2 separate regions of the Homo sapiens genome follow, and region 1 is linked to region 2. Evidence: chromatin loops called from intact Hi-C (ENCODE). Cell type or tissue: Caco-2. All regions are shown on one strand. Links, peaks and the distances in the headings refer to the core of each region. The heading gives the core; the rest is flanking DNA.

Region 1 (2,915 bases), core at 114-2,613, 100 kb before region 2:
GCACCAAGAAATATCATAGAGAGTTCCCTGTTGGATTGAAATGGCCAGGCCTTAGTGCTGTCTCTGCTCGGTGGGCTGCCCGTAAAGAGCATGGCTTCAGCATGATCCCAGTGGTCCTATGGCCGGAGGACGTTAGCAAACTGCACTCCTCACAGCTGTGTGGCAATTATTTTCTTGAAGGTTTGGCACCCCTCCATAGTTGACACATAAAATAATACCCCTTCATGCCTTTTTTCACTCATCATCATGTCCAAACTTCATCCATGTTGTGTGTATCAGTACCTTCCTTTTTATTGAGTAATATTGTGTTGTATGGATGTGCCAGTTTGTCCAGTCCCTTATTGATGGGCATTTGGGTTGTTTCCAGCTTGGGATGGTGATGAGTAATGCTGCTGTAGACATACATGGACAGGTCTTGGTATGGCCTTATGATTTCACTGGTCTTGGATAAATTCCTAGGTGTAGAATTGCTGGATCTTATGGTAGAGTATATGTTTATAGGAAACTGCCAAATGTGTTCCCAAAATGGTCATACCATTTTCCACACCTGCCAACAATGAATGAGAGCCCTGGTTGCTTGACATCCAGCAGAAGGGGATTTAATGGGAAAAATATGATGCTTACTGAACCAGTGGATGGATTGGAATGTAAAGATTGGGGAAAGCTGCCACCAGCTTTCAGAAAGTCTGGACATTGCAGGAGCTTCAGAAAACCACCAGCAGTGATCACAGCTGCCTCCCATCCTGGGGCAGTCTGTGTGTATGTAGGGTGGTGGGGGGACCTGCAGAGGCTGCTGCCAAACTGAAACCTAAAACTCAAGATTCTGCCACTGCTGTTGGAGAAGCAATAATGTGCCCCTGCCTCTGCCTCCCAGTGGCTGGATCTAACTTGGAACCCAGCTGGCAAGTCATTCTGAAAAATGCACTTGTTAGGTTTCAGGCCTCTGAAATACTAAGGGAAGGCATAAAAGGTGTGAGTGTGAGTGTGTGTGTGTGGTGGGGGTCGGGGGGTAGTACTGGGGCTTTGACAAATTGCTCAATGTATATTGTCTCATTTAATTCCCAGAACAACACTTTAAGGTAGAAACTATTATTATCTTCGCTTTAAAAATGAGAAAAATAAGGGAGAAGTTGTGCCATTGTCCTAAGCAGCAGGGTCAGGATTTGAGCCAGGCGGTCAGCCTGCTTGCCTCCTCATCACAGTGCCATGCCTCCAACAGCATCACTAAGGGCTTGCGGGATTCTGAGCTCTGAGTTTCAAGATCTACACAGGAAAAGCCAAGAGTCATGACGAGGACCATTTTTCAGACCTCAGGGGCAGAAAAGGCTGGGAATAGAAAAAAGGGTCAAGGGTCCAGGCTGGGAACAGAGAAACGATCTAGGCATGGGAAGCTCCTCCAACCACAGGGACACATGAAGAGTCTCTGCAGAGACAAGGGAGGCCACAAGAGGGCACCCTGGCCCACCCAAATGTCCACAGATGGCAGCCACGCAGGGAGAGGCACACTCTCCTCCATCCTGACTTCATTCCACCAGGAGGTTCAGGGGAGCCCTAGACCAGAGCCCCCCCAGCAGGCTCTGTCCACACTGCAATCAGCCTTCACACCTGGAAATACCTGATTTTAGCTCTGGGGATCGTTGCCTTCAGGGAGAGACGGTCCCCAGAGAACCCAAGTCCTTGGAGGCACAGAGGGTCGGTTTCTGAGGCCACTCTCTTTCCTGTACCCCCTACTTCTCTTTGTCTCCATCCTTTCACAGACTTGGGCCTGATCCTTGCCTTGCCCCCATGCCACCCATGTCCAGCTCCAACTCCAAAGTTCCATCAGGCACTTGCCCACCTTGGTCAGGCAGGTGGGAGGGGTGACCAGTATTACCTTGAAAGGCTAGAAGCTCTGCCTGATGCTCCCCAAACCAGAACATCAGCTTCATGAGCACAGGGATTTGTGTCTGTTTGGTTCACTGCTATAGTCCTGGCACCTAGAACAGAGCCTGGCATACATAGTAGGTGCCCAATAAATATGTGATGAGTGAATAAATACATTAGCAGGTGCATAGTGTAGAAAAGTGTCTAGGCCTTGGAGTCAGGGAACCTGGGTTTACATCTCGGCCTCTTTGCTTACTCACTGTGCAACTTTGGGGAAATGGCTTATCAAATTGTCAAATAGGGGTTATAGTGGTGTCTCCCCAAGGGCTGTTGGGAGAATTTCTGAACATGATGTCAATAAAATGCCTCCCACAGTACCTGGCTCATGATAAGGGCCCCTAAGAGGTGGCTCATTATTTGAGATAATGAGGCCTTGGAAAACAGCACCTATTTATTGAGGATTTACTATGTGTCTGGCACTTGGCTCATGTTATCTAATTCAATTTTCATAACAACTTTTAAATGAGAAGTTAAGTAGCTCAGAGAACTTAAGCAACTTTTCCAGGGTCACACAGCTGAGAAGAACAAACTTGGGTTTAAGTCCAAGTCTTGAACCCTGCAGCATGCAAGTTTGCAAGTCAGACTTCCTGGGCTCAAATCCCGGCTTTTTCACTTACAAGCAGTATGACCCTGGGCAATTTTCTTAGGTGGAGAGCTAGGAAGGGACAGAAAGAGACCACCACCTAGGCCTGAACTGTTCTTTAGGATTTGCAGGAGTCAAAGACACCACCAACGGTACTAACAGTACTGCTGCAGTCTCACTCCCTGGAGATTGTGCAACCTGCCAAGGCCCCTGGAACCTGCTGTTTAATCACAGCATTACCTGGCCCCCATCAAGCACCAGACTGTTTCCAAATGTATTCTTTGTACTCTACCTGGAGCTGAATTCACAATCTGGTCAAGCAGTCAGGACACACACACATACACACACACACACAGCTTGGCTTTCCCGTGTAGACTTGGGCAAGTTGCTTTGCCTCTTTGAGCCTTAA
Region 2 (2,915 bases), core at 186-2,685:
AACAAAGAACTTCTATATAGAATATATACATAGAACTCTTAAAACACAATAGTAATGTAAAAATCCAATTTAAAATGTGTGAAAGATATGCACAGACATTTCACCAAAGAGGATACACAGAAACCTATACACAAGTGAGCATGGCACCTTTATTCTTAATAATGAAAAACTAGAAAATACCCAAATGTCCTTCAGTGGGTGAATGGTTAAACAAACTATATTACATTCATACGGTGGAATACTACTCAGCAGTAAAAAGCAAATAACTAATACATGCAAAACTAAAATGAATCTCCAAACAAATTGTGCTGAGTGAAGAAAGCCAAATCTCAAAAAGATGCATACTGCATGACTCCATTATACAATATTTATGTAAAAACAGTTATAGAGATGGGAGGCCAGGCGTGGTGATTCACACCTATAATCCCAGCACTTTGGGAAGCCGAGGTGGAAGAATCACTTGAGCCCAGGAGTTCAAGACCAGCCTGGGAAATATGGCGAAACCTCACCTCTGCAAAAAATAAAAAATTAGCCAGCCATGGTGGCATGCACCTGTAGTCCAGGCTACACAGCTGAGGCAGGAGAAGCTTTAGCCCAGGAGGTCAAGGCTGCAGTGAGCCATGATCGTGCCACTGCACTTCAGCCTGGGTGACACAGCAAGACCCTGTCTCAAAAAATAAAACATTACAGAGATGGAGAACAGATTAGCGGTTGCTAGGGATTAGGACTGGAAGTGGAGAGGGAGGGTGGAGCCATAAATGGATACCATGAAGGAGTCTTGTGATGATGTTTTAGTATCTTGTTTAAGTATGTTTAAATATCTTGATTGTGGTTGTATTATACAAGGCTACACACAGGTCAACGTTGCATCCTAGGAAGCCCCTCAATCCCTGGCAAACCAGACAGCTGGTCACCCTAGCAGATGGCCCCCTAGTAGGGGCCATCACGTAGCCCTTGCATCTCTGAGGAGAAATTTGGTCTTCACCCGATGAATAATACATGTCCTCTGGCTGCTTAAGAAGAGCTTGTAGGGGTCAGAGCAGACACAGGAAGGAGCTACTGCATGACTGGGGCAAGAAATGAGGGTGGCCCAACGTTGGTCAATGGGCCAGATGTTCACCAAATTCTTGCTTTTCCTCCTGTGTGTTGTCTGGCACATGGCTGGACTACATTTCCCAGTCACCCTTGCAGGTAGGTGTGGCCGTGTGTCTGAGTTCTGGCCAATGGGACATAGGTAGACAGGCTCTGTACTTCCCATAAGCCCTGCCCTTCTCGGTGAGCTTTAAACCAGGTACTGAACAGGGCAGAACACAAGCTGAAAGGAATCTGAGTTCCTGCTATCCCACAGAGAAGGATCTGCTGATCAGGAACACATGCTGTGAGCTTAGTGTGTTTCAGCCATTATACCTGTCTTCATCTATTTGTGACAATGGTGCCTTAACTGACACCCTTGGGTGCACCCCTCCCCGCCCCCCGCCAGAGCATGCCATCAGCATCACTAGCCTCCCTGGGCACCTGTATTGGGGTAGGGGAACTGGATAACAGGCCAAGATGCCCAGACAGCCCCCATAGTTAGAGAACCAAACACCCTCTGAGCATCTTGGGGTATGAAGGGCCCTGAGTTCTGGGCCTTAGAACCCTAGAAATATCCAATTCTGGAAGCACTAAAGGGGCTCTCACAGAACACAAAATCCCATCTGTGCCATTGAACAACTGGGGAAATTGAGCCTAAGAGAACAGAAAGTACTTGAGGTCCCACAATGAATCTATGGATGAATGAGTGCTTATTCATTCACTCATTTTTTAAAAAAATCCATTCCACAAGTATGTCTTAATCACTGCAGTGTAAGGCACATAGGGACAAAATAGAAGATTCCTGTCCTCATGGAACTCACAAACAAGCAAACAGGAACTGACAGACATGAACAGGTACTACGGAGGGTAAAGCAAGACAAGAGGATAAAGTGCATGGTGGTGCGTTTTACTGGAGTGGTCACAGGGGGCCTCTCTGAGGAGGCAACATCGAGGGGAGACAAGCCCCAAATCTGGGGAAAGACTTTCCAGGCAGAGAGAACAGCAAAAACCGCAGGATGAGTGACAAGAGTCTGAGAAACACGAGGCTAGCTAGAGCAGAGGCAGTGGGGAATAAATAGGGGAAAAAATTCAAGAAGGGGTAAGCAGCTTCATCCTGCAGAGCCGTGTGGCTGGCTGTCAATTCACAATGCACATTGGACCTCTCTGGCCCTGCTCACATGGAAGCTGTCCCCTTTGGACTTTGGAGACTCCAGTACTGGGGGTAGTGGGGAAGGGAATGACCTCCGCTTTCCTAAGGCTTGATCTTCTGGGGTCACCTCATTTCTCCAAGTACCTGCATTCCATGTACAGGCTGGGAGACTTGTGCATCTGGAGAATTCATTCATTCACCATTCATTTATTTATGCACTCATTATGCAAACATTCTGAGCACCGCTGTGTGTCTGGCTCTGGCTTGAAAGAGATGGCAGTTTGGAAGGAGAACAGACACATCCATTGTTACCACCTGATGTGATCAGAGCTGTGATAAAGAGATTGTGGATGCCCAGAGGAGGCACTGGACCTGGCCTGAGAATCAGGGAAGGCTTCCTGGAGCAGAGGCAGTGAAGAAGGAGGTAGGATATAGGATGGTATTCCATGGAGAGGCCCCACAACATGAAAAGCTCAGAGGTGTGAGAGGCCTGTGGTGTTTGTGAAATATTCAAGGGCTGAAATCTCTAAGGCTAAAGAGAGAGGGGTGGGGCAGTGGGAAAGACTGAGATCAGAGATATCAGAACAAGAGGTCCTTGCAGGCCATGGTGATGACCACAATGGGACACCTGGATGCCCATGTCAGCTCAGTCCTTGACTCACTGGGTGGCCTAATCTAGGCACCCCCCAGT

What was found. A loop is a pair of places that touch in the nucleus more often than their neighbours do. Peaks named below come from ENCODE experiments on the same cell type or tissue, not always from the same donor. Only the 100,000 strongest peaks of a DNase experiment are listed, where the experiment ranks them.
Region 1: it touches region 2 in a loop (2.6-fold over the local background); 1 of 110 quality-filtered maps calls a loop at or near these places.

The regions. Positions count from the first base shown.
Region 1 is chr20:1,107,157-1,110,071 of GRCh38, reverse strand. No RefSeq gene overlaps it. Among named protein-coding and RNA genes, the nearest start is that of PSMF1, 10 kb to the left of the region's middle. RefSeq lists an enhancer at 1,357-1,406. In Caco-2, for the core only: a CTCF peak has its summit at 1,417 (motif pointing right); a DNase peak (open chromatin) is centred at 1,451.
Region 2 is chr20:1,004,131-1,007,045 of GRCh38, reverse strand. No RefSeq gene overlaps it. Among named protein-coding and RNA genes, the nearest start is that of RSPO4, 3.3 kb to the right of the region's middle. RefSeq lists a silencer at 1,131-1,311 and an enhancer at 1,106-1,400. In Caco-2, for the core only: no CTCF peak of the experiment used is centred there; a DNase peak (open chromatin) is centred at 1,215.